Linked DNA regions of Homo sapiens: all the other regions are linked to region 1. Evidence: chromatin loops called from intact Hi-C (ENCODE). Cell type or tissue: HCT116. All regions are shown on one strand.

Evidence for each region. Peaks named below come from ENCODE experiments on the same cell type or tissue, not always from the same donor. Only the 100,000 strongest peaks of a DNase experiment are listed, where the experiment ranks them.
Region 2: a loop joins it to region 1, with 7 times the contacts of the local background. A loop is called at or near these places in 19 of 110 quality-filtered maps.
Region 3: it touches region 1 in a loop (8-fold over the local background); 2 of 110 quality-filtered maps call a loop at or near these places.
Region 4: it touches region 1 in a loop (10-fold over the local background); 9 of 110 quality-filtered maps call a loop at or near these places.
Region 5: a loop joins it to region 1, with 2.5 times the contacts of the local background. A loop is called at or near these places in 8 of 110 quality-filtered maps.
Region 6: it touches region 1 in a loop (12-fold over the local background); 6 of 110 quality-filtered maps call a loop at or near these places.

The regions. Positions count from the first base shown.
Region 1 is chr7:78,921,841-78,926,840 of GRCh38, forward strand. The region is part of intron 2 of MAGI2 (membrane associated guanylate kinase, WW and PDZ domain containing 2); the gene reads right to left. Among named protein-coding and RNA genes, the nearest start is that of MAGI2-AS2, 85 kb to the right of the region's middle. In HCT116, no CTCF peak of the experiment used is centred here; a DNase peak (open chromatin) is centred at 2,971.
Region 2 is chr7:78,508,062-78,513,061 of GRCh38, forward strand. All of the region lies in intron 4 of MAGI2 (membrane associated guanylate kinase, WW and PDZ domain containing 2), which reads right to left. Among named protein-coding and RNA genes, the nearest start is that of MAGI2-AS2, 500 kb to the right of the region's middle. In HCT116, a CTCF peak has its summit at 2,712 (motif pointing right); a DNase peak (open chromatin) is centred at 2,740.
Region 3 is chr7:77,649,784-77,654,783 of GRCh38, forward strand. LOC105375363 (a long non-coding RNA gene) reads left to right here and starts at 3,558. Exons shown (of 3, transcript XR_927695.3): 1 at 3,558-3,956; 2 at 4,076-4,214. In HCT116, a CTCF peak has its summit at 1,974 (motif pointing right); a DNase peak (open chromatin) is centred at 1,938.
Region 4 is chr7:78,585,287-78,590,286 of GRCh38, forward strand. All of the region lies in intron 3 of MAGI2 (membrane associated guanylate kinase, WW and PDZ domain containing 2), which reads right to left. Among named protein-coding and RNA genes, the nearest start is that of MAGI2-AS2, 420 kb to the right of the region's middle. In HCT116, a CTCF peak has its summit at 2,353 (motif pointing right); a DNase peak (open chromatin) is centred at 2,305; H3K27me3 peaks cover 312 bases.
Region 5 is chr7:78,131,514-78,136,513 of GRCh38, forward strand. It overlaps MAGI2 (membrane associated guanylate kinase, WW and PDZ domain containing 2), which reads right to left. Exons shown (of 22, transcript NM_012301.4): 17 at 3,508-3,693; 18 at 1,376-1,547. Among named protein-coding and RNA genes, the nearest start is that of DDX3ILA1, 140 kb to the left of the region's middle. RefSeq lists enhancers at 2,957-3,458, 3,459-3,958. In HCT116, a CTCF peak has its summit at 2,986; a DNase peak (open chromatin) is centred at 2,968; H3K27me3 peaks cover 67 bases.
Region 6 is chr7:77,937,783-77,942,782 of GRCh38, forward strand. It overlaps PHTF2 (putative homeodomain transcription factor 2), which reads left to right. Exons shown (of 19, transcript NM_001395272.1): 12 at 1-56; 13 at 2,248-2,520; 14 at 2,746-2,877; 15 at 4,918-5,000. Among named protein-coding and RNA genes, the nearest start is that of DDX3ILA1, 50 kb to the right of the region's middle. In HCT116, a CTCF peak has its summit at 3,050 (motif pointing right); a DNase peak (open chromatin) is centred at 3,050.

The DNA.
Region 1 (5,000 bases):
CAGGCTGGTCTTGAACTAGTGACCTCAGGTGATCCGCCTGCCTTGGCCTCACCAAATTGCTGGGATTATAGGTGTGAGCCACTGTGTCCGGCCCAGATTTTAATATTCTAATACCATTGCCTCCAGAGCCATCACCTTTAACTACATGGGAAAAACAAATTCTTCCTTTGGCCATGAAGAAATATGATTTCCTACGTTAGACTGAGATTATCACCAAGAAAAAGCAACAGACATGCTTTATCAGTTGGTTCTTAGCAAAGTTATGCCATGGAGTACACTTGATTCTTTCTTTCTTTCTTTCTTTCTTTATTTTTTATTTTTTATTTTTTTTTTTGGCATCAGATTATTTCTTTTTTTTATTATTATTATACTTTAAGTTTTAGGGTACATGTGCACAATGTGCAGGTTAGTTACATATGTATACATGTGCCATGCTGGTGTGCTGCACCCATTAAGTCGTCATTTAGCATTAGGTATTTCTCCTAATGCTATCCCTCCCCCCTGCCCCCACCCCACAACAGTCCCCAGAGTGTGATGTTCTCCTCCCTGTGTCCATGTGTTCTCATTGTTCAATTCCCACCTATGAGTGAGAACATGCGGTGTTTGGTTTTTTGTCCTTGCGATAGTTTACTGAGAATGATGATTTCCAATTTCATCCATGTCCCTACAAAGGACATGAACTCATCATTTTTTATGGCTGCATAGTATTCCATGGTGTATATGTGCCACATTTTCTTAATCCAGTCTATCGTTGTTGGACACTTGGGTTGGTTCCAAGTCTTTGCTATTGTGAATAATGCCGCAATAAACATAACTGTGTATGTGTCTTTATAGCAGCATGATTTATAGTCCTTTGGGTATATACCCAGTAATGTGATGGCTGGGTCAAATGGTATTTCTAGTTCTAGATCCCTGAGGAATCGCTACACTGACTTCCACAATGGTTGAACTAGTCTACAGTCCCACCAACAGTGTAAAAGTGTTCCTATTTCTCCACATCCTCTCCAGCACCTGTTGTTTCCTGACTTTTTAATGATTGCCATTCTAACTGGTGTGAGATGGTATCTCATTGTGGTTTTGATTTGCATTTCTCTGATGGCCAGTGATGATGAGCATTTTTTCATGTGTCTTTTGGCTGCATAAATGTCTTCTTTTGAGAAGTGTCTGTTCATATCCTTTGCCTACTTTTTAATGGGGTTGTTTGTTTTTTTCTTGTAAATTTGTTTGAGTTCATTGTAGATTCTGGATATTAGCCCTCTGTCAGATGAGTAGGTTGCAAAAATTTTCTCTCATTTTGTAGGTTGCCTGTTCACACTGATGGTAGTTTCTTTTGCTGTGCAGAAGCTCTTTAGTTTAATTAGATCCCATTTGTCAATTTTGGCTTTTGTTGCCATTGCTTTTGGTGTTTTTGACATGAAGTCCTTGCCCATGCCCATGTCCTAAATGGTAATGCCTAGGTTTTCTTCTAGGGTTTTTATGGTTTTAGGTCTAACGTTTAAGTCTTTAATCCATCTTGAATTAATTTTTGTATAAGGTGTAAGGAAGGGATCCAGCTTCAGATTTCTACATATGGCTAGCCAGTTTTCCCAGCACCATTTATTAAATAGGGAATCCTTTCCCCATTGCTTGTTTTTCTCAGGTTTGTCAAAGATCAGATAGTTGTAGATAAGCGGCGTTATTTCTGAGGGCTCTGTTCTGTTCCATTGATCTATATCTCTGTTTTGGTACCAGTACCATGCTGTTTTGATTATTATAGCCTTGTAGTATAGTTTGAAGTCAGGTAGCGTGATGCCTCTGGCTTTGTTCTTTTGGCTTAGCATTGACTTGGTGATGAGGGCTCTTTTTTGGTTCCATGTGAACTTTAAAGTAGTTTTTTCCAATTCTGTGAAGAAAGTAATTGGTAGCTTGATGGGGATGGCATTGAATCTATAAATTACCTTGGGCAGTATGGCCATTTTCACGATATTGATTCTTCCTACCCATGACCATGGAATGTTCTTCCATTTGTTTGTATCCTCTTTTATTTCATTGAGCAGTGGTTTGTACTTCTCCTTGAAGAGGTCTTTCACGTCCCTTGTAAGTTGGGTTCCTAAGTATTTTATTCTCTTTGAAGCAATTGTGAGTGGGAGTTCACTCATGATTTGGCTCTCTGTTTGTCTGTTATTGGTGTATAAGAATGCTTGTGATTTTTGTATATTGATTTTGTATCCTGAGAATTTGCTGAAGTTGCTTATCAGCTTAAGGAGATTTTGGGCTGAGACAATGGGGTTTTCTAGATATACAATCATGTCGTCTGCAAACAGGGACAATTTGACTTCCTCTTTTCCTAATTGAATACCCTTTATTTCTTTCTCCTGCCTGATTGCCCTGGCCAGAACTTCCAACACTATGTTGAATAAGAGTGGTGAGAGAGGGCAACCCTGTGTTGTGCCAGTTTTCAAAGGGAATGTTTCCAGTTGTTGCCCATTCAGTATGATATTGGCTGTGGGTTTCTCATAGATAGCTCTTATTATTTTGAGATACGTCCCATCAATACCTAATTTATTGAGAGATTTTACCATGAAGTGTTGTTGAATTTTGTCAAAGGCCTTTTCTGCATCTATTGAGATAATCATGTGGTTTTTGTCTTTGGTTCTGTTTATATGCTGGATTACATTTATTGATTTGTGTATATTGAACCAGCCTTGCATCCCAGGGATGAAGCCCACTTGATCATGGTGGATAAGCTTTTTGATGTGCTGCTGGATTCAGTTTGTCAGTATTTTATTGGGGATTTTTGAATCAATGTTCATCAAGGATATTGGTCTAAAACTCTCTTTTTTGGTTGTGTCTCTGCCTGGCTTTGGTATCAGGATGATGCTGGCCTCATAAATGAGTTAGGGAGGATTCCCTGTTCTAGGATCAGTGCCTATTGCCCAGGAAAAGCCCAGTCGTCTTCTCATTTGTTGAACAACAGTTCCCCCTACTGGAATACTTGCTGAAATCCCTTCTACATTATTATTATTATTACTACTATTATTATTATTATTATTATTAGGAACAAAGCACTGGATTTTAAATTTAAAGTCCCCTACTTTTACTTCGAGGTCATGCTTTAATAATTGTGCTCTCCAGGTTGGAGGAATCCTTCAAAAGTTAGATAGGGAAAGGTGCTTTATTTTGACATGTGATTTGGCCACTGAAATTAACCCTAAAAGATAATTAGAGTCTTGGTTTAGTGGCCAGGGGTCAAGTCTCAAATTTCATGTCTGGATTGAACACATTTTTATTTTAAGTAATTTAGCTGTGCTCCCTTTTACGCATCCCAAAATATATTGGCCAGAACTCCAGTGGGAAAGCGACCTTGAGTTTGCAATGGCAGTTCAGGATTCATCACACTAATTTTTCAATCCCTTTGATATGACTTTAAGCCATTTTATAAAAGATGAAACTATTTGATATAAAGGTAAATGATTTCTGCCTACCAGATATTTATCAGCACTGTCTGAAAAGCCAGGTTACAGATATTTGATATACTTTTAAAGTTTGGGAAATTGGTTCTATTTCTACCAGCATGTGGAATTTGTATGCCTCTCTATTAAATATTGTAGATATTAGTCATTCTGAACTTTCCATCATTCATCTTGCTATTCCCCTTCTTATATACTAACCTCGAATCCAATAGGTCTCAAAGTGTGGCCTAGGGGACTCCTGTATGGTCAAAACCATATGCATGCTAAGATATTAATTGCCTTTTTAGCTTTTATAAAAATGGAATTTTCCAGAAGTGTGTGATGAGTGGTATCTCCACAGATTAAATGCAGAAGCAAAGGTAAGAATCCATTGGTCTTGCTTCTATTAATTTAGACATTAAAGAGAATTGAAGAAAATATTTGTTTTACCTTGCAAAATGTATTTTTCAAAAAATATTTATGTTAAAATATAATGGCTTATTATTATTTAAATAAATTAGTAAATATTTTAATAATGCATCAGTTTTAATTTCTAATGTGGCAAATATTCATTAGTATAACCCATAAAAGCCAAAGCTTATTAAAGCCCTCCATAACTGCTAAGAGTGGAAAGGTGTCCTAATACCAAACATTTGAGAATGATTGCTGTTCACATTACATGCCCATTGCTTTTTTATGACCCTGCCTAGTCACTGTTTTTGACTAAAATACTGTTCTCATACTTTTCATTTTGTACATGTAAATCTTCACCGCTATTTCAAATCCAGCCGAATTTCTACCACTTTTGTAACTGTTCTGTTCACCCCTACCCCAATGTTTCTCTCCCTCATCTGTTAAGAGTTCCAATGAGCTTCTCTCACTCCATTAATCCTTTTTCAACTTTTTAATTACAGTTTATTTTTCTTTATGACTGCTCTTTTATGTTAGCCTTGAAGATCCTTGAAGAAATTAAAAAGCAGAGTCTGCTTATTATTTGTGGATTTTCTCTCCCCATTTCCAGAACTCCATATAATGCCTAGTAAAAGCAGGTAGCAGATAAATACGTTCTGGGTATGCATCCTACAGATCTTCCTCCTGAGTTCAAAGAATTCTTTCTAAACCTACTGCAGATTTGATTCAGTGCAAACAATGAATACAGAACCATCTCTAAGCACAATCATGAACAGACAGAATTGCCTGTAGTTGCCTCCAGTCTCCCAGTTGCCCTATGCCATCCATACAGTTCCTGTCTTTCTTTCCTCTTCCCATCCCCTTCAAGATTCCAAATGCCCTTCCCAAGATTCCTCCTGCCCAAGAACCTCGTTAAATAAAGTTTGAAAAACACTTCACATAAATTGGCCAAAAAACATAAAGCCTCTTTTATGGTCTCAAATTTTTATGGAATGAGGATGGACATAAAGAAGAAAATAAACTAAGAAATGAGTTAATGATTTATTTTTTCTCTGCAGTACTTACATTTTAAATAGAGACCATGGGCCAGTCTCCTTTTGTAATTTAAACTGTGTAGGAGAAATCTTTGTGTTTGGTGGGGAAAAGGTTTTTTTTTTT
Region 2 (5,000 bases), 410 kb before region 1:
ACATAATTGCAGTCTTCACATGGTATTTTCCCTGTGTGCACATCTGGGTTCCAATTTCTTCTTTTTATAAGGACACCAGTCATACTGGATGAAGGGTCTACCCCTACTCCAGGATGACCACGTCCTAACTAATTATATCTGCAATGATCATATTTCCCAATAAAGTCACCATCTGAGATACTGGGGGTTTGGACTTCACCATATGAATCTGGGGGTGGGGGCACAATTCAACTCATAAAATGGTGTACTGGATCAGTTCACTGTGCAGTCCACTGAACCAATATTTAACATCTCAAGGACTGCAAATTATTGTTTCATGCTATATCATATTTGTTTCCCTGATTAATATGGAAAATAGAAATTAACTTTGCTGCATTTTAGATAATATATCTTTCTTCTGTATCGGCTTAAATTTTTTAAAAATGACATATATTGGATATTGTGTAAGTTGTTAAGAAATTACCCGTTAAGAACCGAGCAAACTTCGTAATAATGGGAGGGAAATAACCAGACCTTACACGCCAACCAAGCTTGCCTGTGTCAGCTACTCCTGCGAGTATTCCTAGTCCCATGCAGCCTGATGAGAAAAATGTGCATGTAAGCATGCTCTCGCACACATCATATATATATCAGATCTGTGGTTTGAGAATTTCTGGACTATTTAAATTCTGACTAGGGAGAAGGAGCCAAATAACCCATGCATGTTTTACCTTTTTTATAGTGGCGTGAAGCTATATTTGATTAGGAAGTGGCTAAGTAAAATTGTCCTTTTTGACTTTTAAGATGCATTTCTCAGTATGCTTTTATTGTTAAATTGAAAAATAGTCTTTTTTTTTTTTTTTGAGACGGGGTCTTGTTCTGTCACCAGACTGGGTGCAGTGGCGATCTTGGCTCACTGCAACCTCTGACTCCCAGGTTCAAGTGATTCTCCTGCCTCAGCTTCATATGTAAAATATAATGTTTTCCTTATTTACTGCTAAAACGAACAGACTTTATCAAACACTGACATTTTTTGTGCATTCCCCATTGCGTTTCTGTGTCTCTTAGATGTCGTTCAAACCAGAACAAGAATTTTTTTTTTTCACTGACAATAAAAACAAAGAATATTTCAGTAAAGAAGAAACACCTCTTCTTAAAGGATGCTAATGATGTAAAAATTTTCTGTGGGACTAGGACTGTTAAATAGAATTCCTAGAAATTCTATAGAAACATTGGGGCACGAAACAGACATTTATAACATATAGTCTTATAAACAATGATCTATAAAAACATATTTTATTAATACCTACACTTTAACTGTTGTGAAGAATTAAGAAATTTAATTCCTTTCATCTTGCCTGCCCTGAGGGTTTTGTTGAATTCAGTAAATATAATTTTCTCCTTTCCATAAGAAATTCAGAAGGGCTCAAAGATCTGTACATAGTGCAGGAACTGAAAGCGTTTAATTGGGAGAGAATAAATGTATGTATTTGTGCATTTAGTTCAGTCCTTATAAATTCTATGGTTCTGGTACAGTCTAAGGTTTTGATATTACAAAAATATGCATGGCAGCCATTCCGTTTGCTTTCTTGTTTATTGCCCTGCCAGTATCTAACATGTTGCTTCTCAGGTACAAGACCAATGATAAGTTAGAATGTCATGGTTTTCAACGTTCCCACCCAGTTTCATTAAAGAATAACCAGAAGCCAAGATAAAACCATCTCAAGAAGAAGAATACACATTTAATATCTTATCCATATTTTCATGTGACACAGTCTATGTATACAGTTAACATGCAGCTTTCTGTAACTGCCGTCTTTTGAAATGAGGGAAAATAATTGATTTGTTTTTAAGGTAGATAGAAAAATTTATTCCTTTAAACTGTCATAAAGTTTGAATTTCCAAAATTTATTTTACCCTGTGATTTATATTTATAATGGCTATGTGACAACTTTTAAGAAATCCAATAATTTTTTCTCCTTGTCTTCATATTATTTCTTTGGAAGTAGGCATGGCTGGAAAACATTTAAGCTGAGAGAAAAAAAGGATCAGGGAACATATTTGTAGTTCATAAAGAGAATAGGAATAATTTGAAATGTAAACTTTTTTTACGTTTCCTTTAAAAATTCCCCGATAACAACAGTCTCCATAAGAAGCAGTAGAACGTAATAGTTAAGGCTTGTGTCAGGCCACCTAGGTTTGAATCTGTCCTTTAAAGTGGGAGGTTGAACAAGTTATTTAATAACTCTGTGGATGCTTCAATTTTCTTAACTGTACAATGGGGATAATGAAGTTACCTACCTATAAGGATTAGATGAGACTTATCTATAAAGTGCTTAGAGTAGTAAACTGCTAGAATATAGTAGGTGTTCAGTAAATGTTGTATATTATTACCACTGAATTCTATTATTTATAATACTAAATAGAGTAGTTAAATTGGTCAAGCAATTTAAATGATTTCTGCCTACAGAAACAAAAGGTATGGTCAATTTTCTATAATTTTTAGATTAGGGGTTTTCAAAAAGTAATGCAAATGTCAGAAAAGGATATACATAAAGGTGGTATTTCTTCTTTAAAAGGTGTTTGCATCAATTGAGCTTTTCTTCCTCAATAGAGACATGTAATGGGGTTAAGTAATTTAAAGGAGGAAAAGCAATCTTCAGAAACCATGCATTCTTTTCAAGTTCTCTATTATGTTCTCTAGAGTTCTGCATTTGCTTTTGTTGGGCACCAGGGGCTGCTACCGAGCTACAAACTTGGCATCACTTTGGCACCTTTGAGAGCAACTGATTTAAAGCAAAATCAGAAACGCAGCTCCCCAATTTTATACTGGTCCAAAGCTTGGTCTTCTCATATACCCCCAGAGCAACTTTGGCTTTCTAGTCTGCTTATAACTGACTCCTCCTCACTCTGGTTTCTGCTCATTTGTGGTAGTGGCCACTGTGTTGGATGTGGTGGGGCTTAAAGATTTCTCCATGCTTTTGTGCAAACCCAATAATCCCATTAAAAAGTGTGTTTGTTATATTGATCTAAGGTTTTATTGGATTGTGGTGGGAGGACTGTTTGCTTCACTGCTGGAAGCTGGCTTAGAATTTGAACTACAGGCTCTTGTAAATAAATCAACACTTCAGGGTTGATATTTGGACAAAAGAAAAATATGATTGTGTTGATTTTTATATATGGGAAATTATGATTATTTTATTTCTAATATAATTATTTGTAAACTTATATAATTGATTTTTCATCGTGGCTGTACTATAGATTATACTCTGTAATGAAAAGTGTAGGACACATTTCAGTGTCTTCAGAAAGGGAGCAGTCACGCATTCTACACAGTCAGTTCATCAAGAAGTCCAGATTGTCAATTATTGCTCAAAGAATGCTCTTATCCATTTTCTTACTTTTCCTAAACCTTCTAAAATGAGAAGAATTCTAATATGGGTACTAAAATATTTGCACATTGTATAGTGACTTTTTTTTGCTCACCATCTTTTATATATATATATATAAATTTTTTTTTTTTTTTTTTTGACACAGTGAAACATGCACATGGTACAAAATCCAGAAACACAATGGAGGAAAACAGTGCAAAGCAAGCTTTAAAATCCAGGGCTCTAGCCATCAAGTTAGCAGTAATAATTATCTTTGTGACCCTTCAGAGATTTTTCTATGCAAATTGATTATTGACTTTTAGTCAGTTTTTGACTCTTCGTGCTCTGAAGTGGTTCTAAGTGCTAAAAAAAAATTCATTATAATTAATATATAAGATATGAGGCTGGGCGCAGTGGCTCATGCCTGTAATCCCAGCACTTTGGGAGGCCGAGGTGGGTGGATCACAAAGTCAGGAGATCGAGACCAGACTGGCTAACACGGTGAAACCTCGTCTCTACTAAAAAAAAAACACCAAAAAACAAAAACAAAAACAGAAAAACATTAGCCGGGGGTGGTGGCGGGCACCTGCAGTCCCAGCTACTAGGGAGGCTGAGGCAGGTGAATGGCGTGAACCAGGGAGGCGGAGCTTGCGGTGAGCGGAGATCGTGCCACTGCACTCCAGCCTGGGTGATGGAGCGAGACTTCGTCTCAAAAAAAATAAATTAAAAAAAAAAAAAAAGGTGTGAGTATAAAGAGGGTGTGGCCTTTAAACAGTGTGGCAAATATATCTATACCATATTTTTGCAGATGTAAACAACCGCTTCCCTTTATTATTTGAGGCCAGGGAGAAAACGTAAGTCTAGAAGGAGATATTAGAATTAGGGAAAGTTAGTGTAATGGTTAACTGTGCTTCTGATTTTTGGGATGATACCTCAATCCAGGAAGCAGAAATCCCCAAGCCTGTGAAGAAATGATTTATATATGTAATTTTTTAGAATTTATTTTATTTTTGAGACAGAGTCTTGCTCCATCGCCCAGGCTGGAGTGTAGTGGTGCGATCTCAGCTCACTGCAACCTCCGCCTCCCGGGTTCAAGCGATTCTCTTGCCTCAGTCTCCCGAGTAACTGGGACTACAGGGGCGTGCCACCACGATGGGCTGATTTTTTTATTTTTAGTAGAGACAGGGTTTTGCCATGTTGGCCAGGCTGGTCTTGAATTCCTGACCTTGTGATCCACCTGCCTCGGCCTCTCAATATATATGTAACATTTATAAGCAAATTACATCTCTTCTATTCAGGGTCTAGCCAGGGGTATGTGAATTACTGAGAATGCATATTTCGTGCCTCACAATTATTTTTCTTCTATATCTAAAACCCATAATTAGTTACAAATTGTTTGAAGTACTAAAAGAACAATATGGAAAATTATGAAAATAGAAAATTCAAAGTCTGTGGGTAGAAGGTGACAAGGAAAACATTTCCTAAAACTAAATTGAAAAGAATCACAGAAAGATTAGTAGAGGAAATTATTTTAGATTAACAGGGGAGAAGAAAATATCTAAAGATATTTATCATAAAGAAACAAGTCCCCCAAATTCTTAACAAACTTTGGGGTGAAAGAAACTGATACAAATGTTGACATACTTAAAA
Region 3 (5,000 bases), 1.3 Mb before region 1:
TTCTGGGTCTTCGTTACACAGCCTTAAAGGCCAGAAATTCATGTTTTCATTCTGGCAAATAGAGAACTGCAAAGGCTTTAACCCAGATTTTGGCATATTTCCACTCAATAAGCAACCCTTGCATATTGTGCTAAACATGGAAAGTAGATCTAGTTTTGAACATAAACTGTATTTTTAACAGATTTGCTGCAACCTGTTCCCTTGTCTCCAAGGTGCATAATTCCTATAAAATATGCAAATGACCAATATTCAGATCGTAAATAATTTGACCAGTAAAAGCAGCAATGCTTGGGTAGCTCAAGGAGATAGTCTCTCTGTTCTAAAGTACGACAAATCTGAGCTTTGTTGAATTAGTGGGGGAAGGGAATTCCAAAGATTCCAGTCATTTTACATTTTGTAGAGATAACGTGGCATAAGTGCTGTTATCATGACTTAATGTACTAGTATTTGTAACTTTAGAACTCTTGCCAATACTTCAAAAAGAACATATTTTTAACTTCTACAGATTTATACCCAAACAGCCAATATGAAGTAAACAAGAAAACAATGTATATTTCTCCTTAAAATATGTTTTTCTGAAAATCAAGGACCAAGGAAATGTTTTTCTGATCACAAAATTCTACAGTAGGATTAGCAGTTTAATGAAAATTCAAATGTACAAACTTTCTGCACATTTGCTTCTAAATTTTAGCTTTGTCTATATACAACCTAGAATATTTCTTTTTCTTTTTCTTTTTGAGACAGAGTCTCACTCTGTCACCCAGGCTGGAGTGTGCAGTGGAGCAGTCATGGCTCACTGCAGCCTTGACCTTCCAGGCTCAAGCAGTCCTCCCACCTCAGCTTCCCGAGTAGCTGGGACCACAGGCGCATGCCACCACGCCCAGCTAAGTTTTGTATTTCTCAGTAGAGATGGGGTTTCGCCATGTTGCCCAGACCGAACTACTGGGCTCAAGCGATCCTCCTGCCTCGGCTTCCCAAAGTGCTGGGATTAACAGGCATAAGCCACCATGCCTAGCCTAGAATGTTTACAATATCTTCCAAAACAATGTGAAAATTGTTAAAGTGATTTAAATAATTTTCTGTATTAGGCTAAGTATTTACCTTTCTCATTGTATTTGAAGGAAGTACACAGTAACATTTTGCATGCAGTTTCTATGCTAAAATTTTTAAATACCAGGATAATACATAGGTATTATAGTTTGGAAGATATAGAGATTAGCTGATGTTAACGTTAGGAAAGAAGGGTTTTTTTGGTTTGGTTGGTTGGTTTTTGTTTGTTTGTTTGTTTGTTTGTTGAGATGTAGTCTTGCTCTGTTGCCCAGGCTGGAGTGCAGTGGCATGATCTAGGCTCACTGCAACCTCTGCCTCCCGAGTTCAAGCGATTCTCCTGCCTCAGTCTCCCAAGTAGCTGGGACTACAGGCATGTGCCACCATGCCCGACTGATTTTTGTATTTTTAGTAGAGATGGGGTTTTACTCTGTTGGCCAGGGTGGTCTCAAACTCCTGACCTCGTGATCCGCCCGCCTCGGCCTCCCAAAGTGCTGGGATTACAGTCGTAAGCCACTGTGCCCAGCCTAGGAAAAAAGTTTTTTAAAATTAAGACTCTATATGTACACATTTCACTGTTTCAGAAAAGTGAAATGCAGTTTATAAGGAATTTTCTGTTGCCATTCAGAATAACAAAATATTCTTAGATCTTTTCAACCTAAAATGAGTAGTCCATTTTAATAATTATTCTACCTACCAATATCACTTTCCATGTAATAGAAATAAATTGAAATTCATAGGTAGAAGCTTTACGTTTAGACTTTATTTTCATTTGAATTGACTTGAATGTAAGGCCAGAGATTTTTGCAAGTTGGATTCTTTGACTAAGGATTCAAAATATTGATAGCTTTTAGCAGTTTGAGTGGCAGTAGGGATTGGAAATGTCATCTAACTCTTTTGCCATTCCACCAGAAGAGGGCAGCAAAGCAAACCAAGAGGAAATTTATGGGTCAAAAAATTTAGAAAAGTCACTCGAAATTCAGAGAGCTTAGTACAAAAGCTTGTTTGGGTGGCTTCAGTGTTTGGGAGTGTATATGAAGTCCCTACTGCCAGAGGCCCCATAGACCATTTTGCAAGAGGCTTGAGCAAATCTTAAAGCTTAAATATATGTTCCTGCAGACTGAGGCCTGTCAAATAAAAATCATTGACCTTGTTGAATGCTTTCCGTGTGCTAGACACTGCTAATCTCTGTATACATATTTATTCAAACTTCACAAAAACCTCATGAGGTAGACTGTCTTATGAATGAATCTGAAAAATACAGACTTTAGATAATGTTTATAAAGTCACACAAAGTAGTACAAAGCCACAATTTAAATCTAGCTCCTATTCTAAAATCCTCACTCTTAACTACTGACCCTATTATATGCTTCTACATTTCAGAGAAGATAGGAATACAGGCTTTAATGGATAAGAAACATATGTGCTAGTTAACTCAGTTGAAAAAGGGGCTAGTTAAGTCAAGGGTCACTGATAAGCTTTATTTTATTTTATGATTTATTTATTTATTTGAAACAGTCTTGCTCTGGCGCCCATGCTGGAGTGCAGCGGCATGATCTGTGGTCACTGTAACCTCTGCCTCCCAGGTTCAAGTGATTCTCCTGTCTCAGCCTCCCAAGTAGCTGGGAGTACAGACGCCTGACACCATACCCGGCTAATTTTTGTATTTTTAGTAGAGACAGGGTTTCACCATGTTGGCCAGGCTGGTCTCCAACTCCTCACCTCAAGTGATATACCCGCTTCATCCTCCCAAAATGCTGGGATTACAGGCGTGAGTCCAAGACACACACACACACACACGCACACACACGTGTGTATGTATGTATGTGTGTGTGTGTATATATATATATATATTGTGTGTAATTTTTTTTTTTGAGACGAGACTTTATGGCCAGGCTGGAGTGCAGTGGTGCAATCTCGGCTCACTGCAACCTCCCCCTCCCGGGTTCAAGCGATTCTCCTGCCTCAGCCTCCTGCGTAGCTGGGACTACAGTCACACACCACCGTGCCCAGCTAATTTTTTTTTTTGTATTTTTAGTAGAGACGGAGTTTCACCATGTTAGCCAGGATGGTCTCGATATCTTAACCTCGTGATCCGCCTGCCTCGGCCTCCCAAAGTCCTGGGATTACAGGTGTGAGCCACCACGCCCAGTCCCCAAGACATATGTTTTAAAGCCTATGAGTTCGCCAGGCATGGTGGCTCACACCTGTAATCCCAGCATTTTGGCAGGCCGAGGCGGGTGGATCACCTGAAGTCAGGAGTTAAAGACCAGCCTGGCTAACATGGTGAAATTCCATCTCTACTAAAAATACAAATATTAGCTGGGTGTGGTGGCAGTCCCCTGTAATCCCAGCTACTTGGGAGGCTGAGGCAAAAGAATCGCTTGAACCCGGGATGCGGAGGTTGCAGTGAGACGAGATCGCGGCATTGCACTTCAGCCTGGGCAAGAGAGCAAGACTATGTCTCAAAAAAAAAAAAAAAACAAACTTCTTGAAGCTGGGCGCAGTGGCATGTGCCTATCGTCCCAGCTACTCAGGAGGCTGAAGTGGGAGGATTATTTGCGCCCAGAAATTTGAGGCCACAGTGTGGTATATCATCTGTCAATAGCCACTGCACTACAAACTGGGCATCCTAGCAAGAACCTGTATCTCCAAAAAAAAAAAACTTGAAAAGTGATTAAGACTATCCACGTGTTTTTTCTTACTGTTTCTGTCTACTTCCTAATCTGCAGATCTGCAAATGGAATAAATGCAAATGGGATAAATGCAAAATGGAATAAATGTCTGGCAGAAGTCAGAATCTGGAATTTTTACCAATTTTGTCCAATTTAATTTTACAGTCAACTTGATCAGCTACTGAGGTGTGTTGGAAGTCATAGCCACAATATTTTGCAGCTCCTCCCATCAAGGTAGTGTTTGTTTTCCCAGCCCTAGTATTTGAGCTGGCCTTGTGCCTTGCTTTAACCAATAAAATGAGCAGATGTGTTTCTGGGCTGGTTCTGAGACCTTAAGAGACCTTCTGCTTCAGTCTCTTGGGGTCCTGCTGGCATGTAAAGAAGCTCAGGCTAAGCCATGGACGGATGAGAGACCACGTGGGGAGATTCCCAACAAGTCCCAACCCACATCACATGGAAGAAAGTCATACAGCAGCGCCCTCATGCAGAATGGTGAGAAATCATTAAGTGTTCTTTTAAAGTTATGTTTTATAGTAGGTTTCTAATTTATTATTTTTTCAGATGTAGAGATGGGGCCTTGCTATGTTGCCCAGGTCGGTCTTGAACTCCTGGCCTCAAGCAATGTTCCCATTTCACCCCCTCATCGTGCTAGGATTACAGGCACGAGCCACTGCACCTGGCCTACGGTAGTTTATTATGCAGCAATGTATGACACAAACAATTACAATAATGGAGAACAGAACATAAGTTAAATCTACAAATATTTCATGTAGATTCTACTTTTTTCCTATCCACTATCACTTTTCCACTGTTTGTAGGTGTATAAAATCACCTTGTGTGTCCCTTCTCTTTTCCTTTCCACAGCACGGTACTGGTAATGAACAGCAAAAATGTCAAAAGGCTGTAGCTAAATGCCAAAGAATTTCCAAAGTCTTAAGCCTTAAATAATCAGAAATGTGCCTGCATGTTTGATAAAACTCTCTAAGAAGCTCTTAAGTCTGGGAAAGCATTTACCCAGACTGTAAAATAGAAAGGCATTCTAATAGTCCTTTTAGCAATTATGTTTTTTAAGGCTAGAATGATATATACACATAATGATTTTTATTGTGAAAGTCTTAAGCCCATGATTGGGAGTTAGCACAAGTCTAAAAATCCTTCTTTTTTTTTTTTTTTTGAGACAGGGTCTCACTCTGTCACCCAGGCTGGCATGCAGTGGCCCAGTCTCGGCTCACTGCAACTTCCACTTCCTGGGTTCAAGTGATTCTCCTGCCTCAGCCT
Region 4 (5,000 bases), 340 kb before region 1:
CACCGGTAACTTCACTTTGGTACTCATCTTACAAGGGTTATCAGAATAGAAGAAAAATTTTTCTCTTCCAAATAGGCACTGACCATCATACTCAGGTATCTGAAGGTTCCAGTGCAATAGTGACTGTACCCAGGAAGAACTGCAGTCTCTACCTGAGACTGAGATGAGATAAGGTGTCTCTGCCTGATACGTAGTTGAAAGTGGAAATGGCAGCAGCATAGGAACCGGGGGGACTGTGGCACCTAGTGAAAGAAGAAGGGGTATTTAAAACCAGTGGCAATGTGCAGCTGAGAGAGCAGCACCTGTGAAGGGTGGCTGGTGGCTGGTAGTGCCATGGCAGCTGGAAGACAAACAGCAAAGGCAATGGCAGTGATAACAAGAGGTGCCCAGGGGAAGCAATGGCAGCATTATGTCTAGCAGGCACCCTATAGCTGACTTCACTGGTTGGAGAGCATAGATGTGACACCACATATCAGAAATACTTTGGGAAGGGAATGGGAATACATGAAAGGGAACTGAGAGGGTGGGGTTACTTTACAGTCTTGCATGATCAGATGTAAGCAACTGCTAACTTCATGAAGATGATCACCTTTATGGAGATCACGTAGATGAACCCCAGAGAATGGCAAGTCTGGGAAATCTGAACCAGTAATCAATACACCACAGGAGCTCAATTCGTGATAACATTCTGTCTCCTTTACCCTCTCCTTTCTATTTTAGGTAGACAAAGTAGACTCATATACTGGCTGTATTACCTGCATTAAATGATGACCGAGTGCACCAAATTGTATAATCATGGTTGTCTTTCTCAACCTGTTACCTGATTAGCAAAATGGGAATAGCGTAGCGTGCTCTACAGCTGAGAGATTGCGTAAGTAGATCATTGTTGCAACACTTGCACATCTTCAGCATTCAGCAATGTTAGTTTCCTCCCTCTCTGGATAACTGAAGAACTCTATGCAATTAGTGTCTCAGAACTGACAAGGAAGGAACTTTGGCTAGCTTAGCTGTGATAACTAGAAAAGTAGAAAAGACTGTGGACTTAGAGCAGGAGTTCCAGCTAAGAGTCCCCCCCAAACACCCCCACCCATAACATCTAAGAATTTATTTGATCCTTTCAAATAACTGTGATTCTCTCCCTATGATTAACATTTTATATAAGAAGAAGAAAAGGCTCAAAGTTTTAACATGGGTAAATTCAAGTCTGGGCAATAAGGCAGACTGAACTAACACAATCTGTTATGTTCTTCTCTCCTGCCCAACTTCCACCTTTTTTTCAGATGATAAAATATGCATAACAAAGAATTTGCCATATTGTTTTTAAGTATACTATTCAGTGACATTAAGTACACTCCCATTGTTGTGCAACCATCACCACCACCCATCTCCAGAACCTTCTTCATCTTCCCAGACTCAAACTATACGAATCAAACCAGAACTCTCCATTCTTCTCTCCCTGCAGTCCTCACAACCACCCTTCTATATTCTGTCTATGAATCTGACCACTCTACGTAGTTGACATAAGTAGAATCATACAGTATTTGTCCTTTTGTGACTCGCCTTTTTCACTAAGTATAATGTCTTCAATGTTCATCCATGTTGTAGCATTTTTCAGAATTTCCTTACTTTTTTAAGGCTGAACAATATTCCATTGTATGTATATACCACATTTTGTTTATCTGTTCATTCACTGATGAACATTTGGGTTGCTTCCACCTTTTGGCTATTGTAAATAATGCTGCTATGAACACGGGGGTTTTACAAATGTCTCTTCAAAATCCTGCTTTCAATTTTTTTGGGTATATACCCAGAAGTGAAATTGCTGGATTGTTTGACAGTTCTATTTTTGATATTTTGAGGAACCACTATACTGTTTTCCATAGCAGCTGCACCATTTTATATTCTCACCAGAAATGTACAAGAGTTCCAACTTCTCCATACCCTCACCTTATTATTTTTCCTTTCCTTATCCCCCCTTTTTTTCTCTTTTGATAATAGTCACCCTAATGGGTGTTCTGGCTAAGAATTTTTACCAGGGCTTTCATCACTGTCTAATGAGGAGTGAGGGGAAGCTACCAAAGAATCACAGAGCACTTACAGCTATTTGTTGTTTGCAAATTGCTAGTTATATTTAAGTTAACTTATTCATCTAAATGCAGTTCATTAAAAAAAAGTGGTTCATTTTGTCCTATTTGTCTGTAGATTTCCAGTTAATAGTATCTGTTTCAGTTATTGTTTTTTAAAAAGGTATCTGAAGTGGATATATTTTTCTGGATTGCATTTGCAAACAAAATTTAATCACTTTATACAGTCCAACTGAGTGTTTCTGAGGTGGGACAACCCAACCAGTAGATGACGCTCGTGCCATTTGATTACATTTTACTGGCTAATGTCATGTATCATCCTCCACATTTTGTCTGGATTTCAACTGTAGAGAGCAAATACTCGGCCGTAGCACATAAAACCTTTCTCCAACCTTAAATCATAAGAATATGGTAAATTCAAGGCAATTTTACCAACAAATATGACATCTCTTCTTATAAAGATTCAGAATTTATAATCGTATGTTCATAAAGGTATAAATAAAATGGGTATTCATTACATTGGTTACAGATGAACAAAATGGAATTTAAAAGAATTACAAGATGGATGTCTTGAAGACCTCCAGAAAGCATAGTGAAGTGTCCTCTGGTAATGTCACATTCCAGAATGCCAGCTGTTTACTGGCTGTGTGTGACTCTAGACAAGGAATCTTTGTGAAACTTTTTGGGAAAAAAAGTAAAGTAGGGAATACAATGCATATCCTCTAATGATGAAATAAAACATTGCTGAACAACATCGAGTGTCACAGGCCTCCCAGAATAGGTGCTTGTTCAACGTTAGCCCTCTTTTCTCTCCACCCGACACTTTATCATCTTTGTTATGTGACAATTAACTGGAGGAAGATTTCATCTCAATTATCGTATTTCTTCCCTTTTCATTTTCTTTGGCACAGAAAAATTTAATGTTTACCTTCAAAGCATGAATTGGTGTGTATGTGTATGGGTTCTCCCCAGGAGACAATTTAATATAATTAATAACTTCAAAATCATTTGGGTGATGTGAAATATGCATAGTTATTACAAGCCAGTGTGTGGCAGGGGGAGGGGTAGATGGCTGTTCAGTAGGAGGCAGAGGCAGATAACATATGTGCAAATGGAAGTTAGAAACCAGGCAACCTTCCGAGAGTGAAGGCTGCCAAGTCAGTCTCAAACAACTTGCACCACTCAGGTGCATTCATGCCCAACCCAGAGAGGACTGTGGGCTTGGTGCAGATGACTGGCTGAGCTCCTATCAGAGCCTCTTACTTCCAGCTTCAGGCATTTGTGGAATAGCAATGTAGGTGTGCTGGCTGTGAATAAACTTGGGTTTTGAGCAGCCACATTAACAAGCTAGAATCAACAGGGAGAATTTGCCATAATAAAGCACTTTCCCAGTTGTCACATTGTACTTTTTAAAGTGGCAAGTTTTTCCCAGTGTGCTCCAAATGTGATCAGATTTACAAACAGCTGATTAAAAAGATAGGATTTTAGAGCTGAAAAGCACCTCCGAATTCATCTAATACACTATCTTCATTTTACAAATAAAGAAATAGAGGTTCAAGGGGAGAAATGACTTGCCCACTGTCAGGAACTGAACAAGTAGGAATTCCCAAGCTTCTTAACTATCAGGAAAGGGCTCAGTCCAGAAGGCCACACCAGTGATTTCTTAAACCAGGATTCCTATGTGGTTTATCTCAAAAAGAATTGCTATTGTATTCCCAAACTCCTAGCCTATCACAGAGCTGTTTCCTGATAATTTTACGGTCTGGCCATAAATGTTTTGAAGTAGATACTCAAAAATTCACCAAGCAAATCTACGTTTCATCATCATCATCATCACCATCACCACCATCATGTTTCACACTTACACGGTGCTGATTATGTGGCAGGCACTAACTAATGTAAGAATTTTACATAAATTAACTCACAAAACCCCAGTGAGGGAGGTACCATTCTCAATATCTTGCAGATAAACTGAACACAGAGAAGCTAAACAGCTTGTCCAGAATGTACATGGTTGATAAGTGATGGATTTGGGATTTGGACCCAGCCAGCCTGGCTCTGGAGTCTATGCACATAACTGCTATGCCATATTTCCTCTCAAACAACTGCTATCCTATATTACCACTCCACTCTATGATTAGGATGAGGAGATTTTCCTGATGGTCATATTAAGATAATTTGTTGAATCTGCTTTCCGACCCTAATTCCGTGAGTGAGAGGTGTGGCAGGGAAGAATAGAGCCCCAAAGATACCAGGTGTGATCTACACTTGATCTTAGCCAAAAGGCCGAGAAGCAATACCAGGTGTGATCTAAATTGCATTGCAAATGCTCCATGCACGTAGCCATGGTAGAAAGGGTACATGTCAAATTTGCTGGGGTTTTATTACACTTCAAGAAATATAGCATTCTTTGATTACTTTAAATATAGGTCTTCAATATGGAAAGAGTAATGCAGTCTAAGTAAAACTGAGCAGTTACTTCAAGTCAGGTACAACAAGCAGGTTATTATTTCAAAAATGACATTTTAATTACCACCAGGAGGCCATTAGAAATGCATTCTGGCAGTTTGCTTGGTTCCTTTGGAAAGATAATATTGACAAACTGCTATGAAACTGGAGTTCAGAAAACAGTGTAAATTGAGATCAGGAATAAAACAAACATTTGCTTGTGTACCCTAAAGCAATGATGAACAATTTAAAGAGAGAAGACAAAGTTGAAATTATATTTTTCTTTCTTAGGGAGAGGCAGAAGAGGGAGTAGTTTTGCAGGAAGACTGTTGTGTTCCTAAATTTATTACCTATGTGAATTACTTGATGTATTTAGCATAGCAATTTGAAGCTTCAGCCATCCAAGCACAAGTCACTGAGGAGCTGAGTGCCCTGGAACGCTAATTCTGCCTTCTTCTCCATGCTAGG
Region 5 (5,000 bases), 790 kb before region 1:
ATGGGAAGCAGATGTTCAGAAAACATTAGAATCATTAAAAAGGCCAGTGAGGGGTTTATATGCAGAGGTGTTTCTGTGAGTTGTTCTGTTTTTGTTTGTTTGTTTCCCACGGAAAGCGAGAAAGCATCATGGGAACATGTCTTCATCTTTCTCTTTAATGGCTGAACCCAACCCAGGCTCCCTGTTATATACAAGTCACAATAAGAAGACAATGTTGTTCTTATGACAGTCTTTTTCTGGAAGTTCAAAGTGTCTTATTCATTAGTCTATGATGCCTATCTCTAATGCTATGTGTGGAATAGAAGAACCTCATTAGATTGTGGGTAGGAGGATGTAAGGTTGTTATAATCAGTAAAAATGCTAATTTATTTTATTTTTGAGACAGAGTCTCACTCTGTCATCCAGGCTGGAGTGTAATGGGAACGTTCTCAGCTCACTGCAACCTCCGCCTCCTGGGCTCAAGTGATTATCCTGCCTCACCCTCCCAAGTAGCTGGGACTACAGGCGTGTACCACCACAACCGGCTAACTTTTGTGTTTTTTGTAGAGGTGGGGTTTCACCACGTTGCTCAGGCTGGTCTTGAACTCCTGGGCTCAAGCAATCCTCACACCTCGGTTTCCCAAAGTGCTGGGATTATAGGCGTGAGCCACCACACTGGCTGCTAATATTTACTAATGCCTACAAATCCTTCAACATTCTCCCTACCTCCACATCATCATCATTCTCTGAGCCATGACTTTTGTGGTTCAATGGACGTCTGCAGCCACCTCCTAACTGCTTAACCTGCATTCACCCTGCCAGCCTCCTGTCTGCGCTCTGCAGGGCAGACCGAGAGGCCTTCTTATAAAGCAAATCCAATGATAGCAGTCCTCAGCTGAAGACCCTTCAATGACTTCCCGCTGCACTTAAAGATCAAAACATTAAGTAAGCATGCTTACAAGGCCCTTTAGGGTGGGCCCCAGCCACCCTCACTGGCTTCATCTCACATCATACTCTTCTCCTTCTGCCACCCCATATATTGGCCGCATTTCCATCGTGCATACTGCAGGCTTGCGCCTGCCAGGGGGCCTCTGAGTAAGTTCTTCACTCTGGACTCTCTTTAACATGCTCTTCAGCTGTTAAGCCCTACTCATCTGCAACTGCTCACCATTTCTGCAGGAAAGCATCTCTCTTTGTGAAGGACAGACACTCAGCTATCTTTACTAATAAAACCATATCTATAACACACACAACCTCGAAATCACACAAAGGTATGCACGGCGATTTCTACTTTATAAAAGTCTCTCTCTCTGCCTGTCCTGTGCTGTCCCCAAATACTCCCTCCTTTCCCCACCCTATCACCTCTCAGAATCACAAAAGTCAGAGGAAATTTTACCTATTTTCGTGTCCTTGCAGCTGAAGTGGTTGAGGTGGTGCTGGCTGGGCGATGGGGCTGTTGGGGGTGGCTGGGCTTGGCTGGGCCAGGGGACTCTGCTGTGCCAGGGGACTCTGCTGCGCCATGGGACTCTGCTTCTCTGAGCTGGGTGCCGAGGTGGGGCTGTTGAGCTCTGCGATGGAGAACCAAAGCGGCAGATGCAGTCAGGTTAGTGTTGATAAGGGGAAAGAAGTGACTAGAGGCAGTGACTTTGCCTCTGCTGATGGCTCAGGCTTTGGTTATTTCCGTTTCTGCTAGGTTTTTAGATAGCAGGTTAATCTTATCAAGTTCTAATACCATTTCTGATATTTGTATTCTTTCATTAATGATCACTGCAGAACAAGGCTATGAACAGTATCTTGTCATTCTGCCAGAAGAAAAGATTACCAAAAAACCTCATAAAACTATGAAAAAAATTATTCAAAGGACTAAGCTCTAAAACATACTCTATTTTTGCAGCATCGCTTGCTGAGAGAAAATGGATCCGCCACCAGTTTTTGCTTGTAATAAACAGCCTGAAGAGTCTTCCAAAGTGTGGATAAGGAATGAACCATAAAAAGAAAAATGTTTTTTACAATCTTTTCCTCATCCCTTGTCAGTCTTATTGCCTCATAGCCCACTGGACTCCACACTTTTCCAGAAAGAAGAAAGAACCCTGGACACAGGAAGAGTCACAAAACTATTCTATTAAATAATTGCTTCTGGAATTCTTTGCTAATAACATCAAATTTTCAACTGAAATTGACTCTATATATTGGAATAAGGGCCCAACAGACACATTCCAGACTCAGAAAACTGAGAAGCGTTTAGATTTTCAGCGAGCAATCTTGTTTGCAGTTAATTTCCATTGAATAGCTTATACATGTTGGTGTCTGGAGATAGTAGGTTATAAAGCAGCATGGCCATTTTCTTTTCTCTCTCTCTTTTTTTGATTGGGTAAGAAAAGGGAGGTGATCTATTAGCATTCCCCTATGAACTCTTCTTCCCCCCCCTTTTTTCCCCACAGTCCAAATCTTTTAATTCCTTCTCCATTTATATCAGGGTTTCCCAGACTCAGCACTGTTGGCATTTTGGGTGGGGTAATTCTTTCCTGTGGACGGCTGTCCTGTGCATTTTAGGATAGTTGGCAGCATCCCTGGCCTCCACCCCCTAGATGCCAGCAGCATGCCCACCTCAATCAAGACAGTCAAAAATGCCTCCAGACTTTACCAAATGTCCCTTGGGGGGACAAAACCACCCCCGTTGAGAACTACTGTTTTATATTTAAAGTCAAGTGGCTGTTTAGCCATTTGCTGCCTACATGTCAGATAATCCTAAAATGGAATTGGGGGCTGAATAAAACAGAGGGTACCAAGTTGAGTGAGCCCATCAGCCTCTGTGTGGGACACTCATCAGTGAGCTCCAGAAATGGAATTCTTCAATATCGTTGATGAGTCAGCAGCCAGAAACTAGTCATGAACCCACTGTCTCTGGAAATGGTGAATTTTTGGTGCAGTGATGTTCACAGCTCCATGACCCCTTAGGGCATGGTTATGAATTGTGATGTTCACTACTCTTTTGAGCCTCAGGGGGGAGTCCTTGTACAGACAAATTCAAAAGGCTCAGTGGGAATTTTAAATTCTTATCAGATGCAACATTTTCTAAATGAGCTCTCCTTATACCACAAAACTTCACGTTTTCAAAATCAATCTGACTTTGAGGAATCCTCTAGAGATTTACTGTTAACATAAATTTTTTTTTTCAGATTTGTAACTCTGTCACCTCTGTTGAATGAATTCTGACTTAATATAACCATAAAAGTGGGGGCCCACAGGGAATGATTGAATAACCTGGCGTCTTGGAATTCACACTATTTAGCCTGCAATGTCACATAGCTTGACCTCTGAATGAAACAGGTACTGAGTAAACAAGATATGGATTGCAACTGAGTGTGAGTTTTTGCAAAAGTGGAAATAATAATCAACCTCTGACACTCTGACACCACAGTGACGGCAGGCAGGTGCACTCCGCGACCCTGGCGGGCAGGCTGAGAACACCCGGTGAGTGTGTCCATGTGTTGGCCGCCTCTCTGCAAGGCTGCCTCAGGCACTCACCCTCCTGAGGAATGATGCGAAGGGTGACACTAAGACCTGCATCCTTGATGAGCTTCACGATGTCAGCGTGAGGCATGTTGATGATAGACTGGCCATTCACTGCTAGGATCCGGTCTCCCACTTTTAGTTTTGCACAGCGATCTGCAGGACTCCCATCAATGATGCGTCCGATTTTATGGGGCACAGCTAAAAAAACCCCAACAGAAATAGGTATCAGGGACATCACCAATACATGTTCTTTCAGTCCCAGCCCCAAAGGAAACAATGAAATGTCAGAATTCCTTCCTTCGTCAGTGTATTTGCCTTTTGAAATCACACTAATTTCTATCAAATGGGGTCCTGTGCATACTACTGAGACCAAAGTTTCTAAATTCAAGTCCTTTGCAGTGATAGGCCAATTCCAAACACAGACCAGGGGTTCTCAAACTTTGGGGTGATCATAATTAACCTAGAGTTAAAAAGACAGCTATTTGGGCCTTACTGGGGACTGTCTGAGTTAGAATGTCCAGGCAGGAGGCGAGGACCATGAATTTCTAAGAAGCTCCTAGGGAGATTCCAATATATATGAGTGTTTGAGGACCACATAGAACTTTGTGCCCCATGAGCTCATATTCTAGGGACAATAATCAATAATTTAAGAAAGCTACAATAAATGCCAGAAATTCAATTTCTATCCTTTTATTATTTTATTGAGAGGAGAAAACAAGGAAGGAAAGAAATATGTGTTAAATGGGTAGTAGCCACTTGGTAAAGAAGTTATAACCACCTTCCCACTCATGTACTAAGCTATAAAGGTTGGTGTGTTGTCACATCTTACCTCTTCTTTTTGATTTACTTTTACATGGTGCTGATATCTTGCTAATGTCTGATACATAATGCATTTATTCAAATCTACAATGCCATGGATGGTAAGACACACCTTTATTTTATATGCCACGGGAAAAAAAATAAAAAGAAACACTGCTAACTAAATAATGATGCTCCATTGATTATAAGATGCTCTCCAACTGTCAAAATATTAAAATATAAAAATGTTTAGGATTGGTAAAATGTTATACGTCTTTTAAAAACAATGTACACTTCTTTTCTTTCTTTCTTCTTTTTTTTTTTTTTGAGATGGAGTCTCACTCTGTCGCCCAGGCTGGAGTGCAGTGGCGCGATCCTGGCTCACTGCAAGCTCTGCCTGCCTCCTGGGTTCACGCCATTCTCCTGCCTCAGCTTCCCGAGTAGCTGGGACTACAGGCGCCCGCGACCACGCCTGGCTAATTTTTTTGTATTTTTAGTAGAGTCGGGGTTTCACCGTGTTAGCCAGGATGGTCTCGATCTCCTGACCTCATGATCCGCCTGCCTCGGCCTCCCAAAGTGCTGGGGTTACAGGCTTGAGCCACCATGCTCGGCCTATTTTCTTTTTACTGTTTATTTATATGTGTGAGGAGAGCCACACACATGGGAATACAGATTTTTCCTAGAAGGTTGACTTCAGTGTAAATGTT
Region 6 (5,000 bases), 980 kb before region 1:
ATTGTAAGAAAGCAGACATGTCTGTACTTGAAATCAGTGGAATGATAATGAACAGAGTGAGTTTTTAAATTTTATTCTTGTAGTTCAAGGGTAAGACTTAGTAATTATATATAAGATAATTACTGGAATATTATATTAGTAACCTTCTGACCTCATTTCTTCACCCTGAAAAAAAAGTTACATGTGTGTATTTGTTTCTGTCTGTAATTTAAACAGTGATTTGTCACCAAACCACTCTCATCTTCTAGTGTTTTCACTTATCTGACCAAGAATAGATGATACGGTCTATAATTTTTCTCTTTTATCTTTTTCTTTCTTTTGAAATTCAGGAGCTTGTTAGATATATACAGGTGTTAATAAAGACTTTTCTTTGGACTAGAGATTGTTGTTACAAGAACTTTAAAAATAAAAAAATAATTAAAAAGACTTATTTTTCTGTATCATTCTTACTGGTTCATTTGTTTAATAGGACTTAAGACATGAAAAAATCAAACTAGTAAATTTGCATTCATACTTGCTTACCTACTTAAATATATAGAAGTAATGCAGATAGTGGTAAAAGTCTTGAGTAGTTCAAAGAAGTCTAATTGAAATACTGTGGATTAAAATTTTATTTTCTATTATTTCTTTTTTCAGATAATTACTGATTTTTAAAATGTGTTGATTGGCCGGGCGCGGTGGCTCACGCCTGTAATCCCAGCACTTTGGGAGGCTGAGGCGGGCGGATCACAAGGTCAGGAGATCGAGACCATCCTGGCTAACATGGTGAAACCCCGTCTCTACTAAAAATACAAAAAAATTAGCCAGGCGTGGTGAAACCCTGTCTCTACTAAAAATACAAAAAATTAGCCGGGCGTGGTGGCGGGCGCCTGTAGTCCCAGCTACTCGGGAGGCTGAGGCAGGAGAATGGCATTAACCTGGGAGGCGGAGCTTGCAGTGAGCCAAGATCACGCCACTGCACTCCAGCCTGGGCGACAGAGCGAGACTCCGTCTCAAAAAATAAATAAATAAAAATAAAATAAAATAAAATGTGTTGATTTCTCTGGACTTGTTTTTAACTTGCAATTTCTAAATTTCTTTGGTGCATTATTGTGCTTGAACTCTTCTCCACACTTTGTGTAAGACAGGAATTATAATAACTGGGTCTAGAAATTGATAATACTCCCTATAACATATCTCAGTGTGAGCAATTAAAAGCAGTTGACGGGGAAGTCTCTGGAATCTTGGATCTAGTTTGTGCTCTGTAACTTAATTACCTGTGAATTGGCAGATCACTTAACTTACAATGGTCTCATTTATCTAATATATATTATAAAAAGTTGGCTACATGATAGTTAAGATCTCTTTTAGTTCTGCCAGTCTAGCATACTGGAAGCTTTTATATTGTCCCATTATCTAATTTCCTTTTTTAAAATAATTCCCTCACCTTTTTCCCTTTCTGTTTAATTTCTTCTTCCTTCTATCATCTCTCTTCTAAAATGCTTTTAGAGTTTAAGGAGACACTTATTTATATATTGGACTATTCAAAGAGAAATGTAAGCGGCTGGGTGTGTTGGCTTATGCCTGTAATCTCAACACTTTGGGAGCTAGAGGAGGGATGATCGCTTGAGCCCAGGAGTTAAAGACCAGCCTGAGCAACATAGTGAAACCCTGTCTTTACATCTCTACAAAACCCAAAAAATTAGCTGGGGGCGGTGGTGTATACCTGTAGTCCCAGCTACTAGGAATGCTGAGTTGGGAGGGATCACTTGAGCCCATTATTGTGCCACTGTACTCCAGCCTGGGCAATAGAGTGAGACCCTGTCTCAAAAAAAAAAAAAAAAAAAGAAAACAGAAAGAAAACCTCAAGTTACAAATGTACAAACGTATGAAATAAGTGTAATGCTGAGTTTTTTCTTCAATGAACTGAATTTCAGTGGATATGAGATCTCATTCTCTTTAATATTGCAGTATTTATGAATATTTCTAACTTGAAATAATGAAATACATAAATTTTTTTCAAGATCTGGATGACAGTCCTTTTGCCATCTACTTAGTAAATTAGCGATCTGATAATTGTTTTTAAGATCTGAAGAATTAATGACATTTTATATGTAGTAGGCTCTCAAACTTGAATGGGATTCAAATTACTCAGAATGAGTATATTTTAACAAATGATTTCATATTGCTATAAATAATTCTACTGTAGATAAAATTTATGGTATAATTTTATTTTTCTTTTCTCTCTCTTCCCCTGGCTCCCTCAAGGTGAACAGCCATATACCAGGAATAGGATACCAGATTTTTGGAAATGCAGTCTCTCTCATACTGGGTTTAACTCCATTTGTTTTCCGACTTTCTCAAGCTACAGACTTGGAACAACTCACAGCACATTCTGCTTCAGAACTTTATGTGATTGCATTTGGTTCTAATGAAGATGTCATAGTTCTTTCTATGGTTATAATAAGTTTTGTGGTTCGCGTGTCTCTTGTGTGGATTTTCTTTTTTTTGCTCTGTGTAGCAGAAAGAACTTATAAACAGGTGGGTATAATGTAGACTTCCGAATAAGAATATTTTATCGTTTTCATAATATTAAAAGTATTCCTGAAGTACTTTATTATTTCATTATATCATTTTTACCTAATTATTTTTTATTTTGCTTTTATAGTACCTAACCAAATAAAATCTTAACAATTCATATTTTGTTAATTTTGTTTTTCTGTGGTAATCTACTTGAAAATTAATCCTCATCTTAATCTTTTTTAGCGATTACTTTTTGCAAAACTCTTTGGACATTTAACATCTGCAAGGAGGGCTCGAAAATCTGAGGTTCCTCATTTCCGGTTGAAGAAAGTACAGAATATAAAAATGTGGCTATCTCTCCGTTCCTATCTTAAGGTAGAATGGGAGTGATAAAAGTAGCTTTAACATGCTGGCCCTTTCTGATAGTTCCAGTTTCTTTATCAATATATATTTGTCTCTAGATGTATAGTAACCAGCTTTTACTCATTCAAAAACTGGATTAGGGATTTTGTTTCTACTAGCCTGGTTGTCACAAGCCAGCAGAGGGAGCCCACTACTTAAAAAAGAATTTAAAAAAAATAACCAATGAGTTTCCTCACAGAAGTGACCTATTACTATTTTAAAATATTAGTTTGCAATTCAGTGTCATTCTTTTCATGTCATTATTTTCCTTTAATCTTTTGAGTAATTTTCCTAATTATGGAAGTATGATATAAAAACTCTGGAGGGAAGAGGGAAACATCTAAATTGGTTTTAGGAAAACACTTTTTTTCTGAGGATTACTTCTTGTTATTGCATTAAGTAGCAGTAGAATGTCATTATATATGGAGTAATCATGCAAATTCCAATGATATTTATTCACAGCACTGTCTGTATCTTAGTAAAGTTGACCTGAAGACCAATCATCCTCTGACATACCTAGATCTTTAATGCTTTATATTTTGAAATAATAATCAAAGAAGCCCTAATAATAATAATGCCCTATTTCTCTACTCTTATATTTAAAAAATTCATTGTTCTGTTTATTAATTTAACTTGTTAAATTTAGCTTACTTAGTGTCACTGCTGCAAATTGGCATGGATATTTTTTTCCTATGACATATCTGTTGTATGGAGGGATGAATCTGATCGCTTGAATTCGTCCAAAATTTCCTCCATTGTCAACCCTAAGCAGGTGTTACATTCTTTTGTACATTGATTATTTTATTCCGTAAACACTTATTTATGTTAACCATGTGCCATTCATTGTTGATGAGATGAAAGCCCCTACCCTCATACGTAAGCTTATACTTCAGTGAGGGAATGTAAGCCCAGACCTAGGAATTATCCTAGTTTAATCTCTAGTCTCCAATTTATCACCAATTCCTATCTTTTCTGCTCCCAAAATATATCTTGAATCCATTTGCTTCTCTTTGTTCCATTTCTGCCACCCTCATTGAAACCATCAATCATCTTCTACCTCATGCTACTTCAGTTACCTCTTACCTGGCATTCCAGCATTCACATTTCTTCTTTTCATTCCTTTCTTCAGTCTGCCACCAGTGATCATTTAAAAATGTATATTTGGCCCTATATTCTTAAAACTTTTTGGAGGTTCTTCATTTCTCTTAAGATAAAGCACAAAATCTTAACAAGGTTTATAATGCCCTTTATGATCTAAGTTCTCCCTTATTCACCTGTCTTTTGTTTCATTTTGAAACACTCTCCTTCCTAGTCCACTACATTCCAACCATTTTAGACTGCTTCCGTTCTTTACATGAGCTGTGATCTGTCCTGCTTTATGTTCTTGCACATGCCCTTCCTTCTACCTAGAACACTGCTGTGTGCCATCATGCCCCTGCCCCTCCCCCTTAGTTTGGTGTAAATATCACTTCCTTAGGGAGATCTTCACAGGCCCGCACTCCTAACCCTCAAATCTAAATGAAGTCTCCCTGCCAAGTATCTCAAAGCATCCTATGTCTTTCCCTTTTAGCACTCATCACAATTTATCACATATATCTGTGATTATTAACTTGATGTCTCACTCCCCTCCTAGTTCCTGTGAAGGTAGAGGGACCATGTGTTGTTCTCTGTTGTATTTGTAGCACCCAGCACAGTATCTAGTGCTAAGCAGGTGCTTAAGAAATATTTGTCGAATAAATGACTTGTGTTTGACAAAATGAAGTATTTGAAAGTTATACCAATAATTTTATGCTATATAAATATAGATACCCTTTTAACTCTGTTGCAATTCCTCAGGAAATCATAACACTATCATTAAAATTTGCCTAACAAATTAGGTATATTCAACATTGTGGGCTGTGATCAACTGATGGTGATGAGTCAACACCTTTATTGAAACCATGGAAATTATCTGCTGATTAGTAAATATATTTTAAAATGTTTCCTTTTCTCCCTTCCACCCACACCCTGCAGCGTCGAGGTCCTCAGCGATCAGTTGATGTAATAGTTTCATCTGCTTTCTTATTGACTATCTCAGTTGTATTTATCTGTTGTGC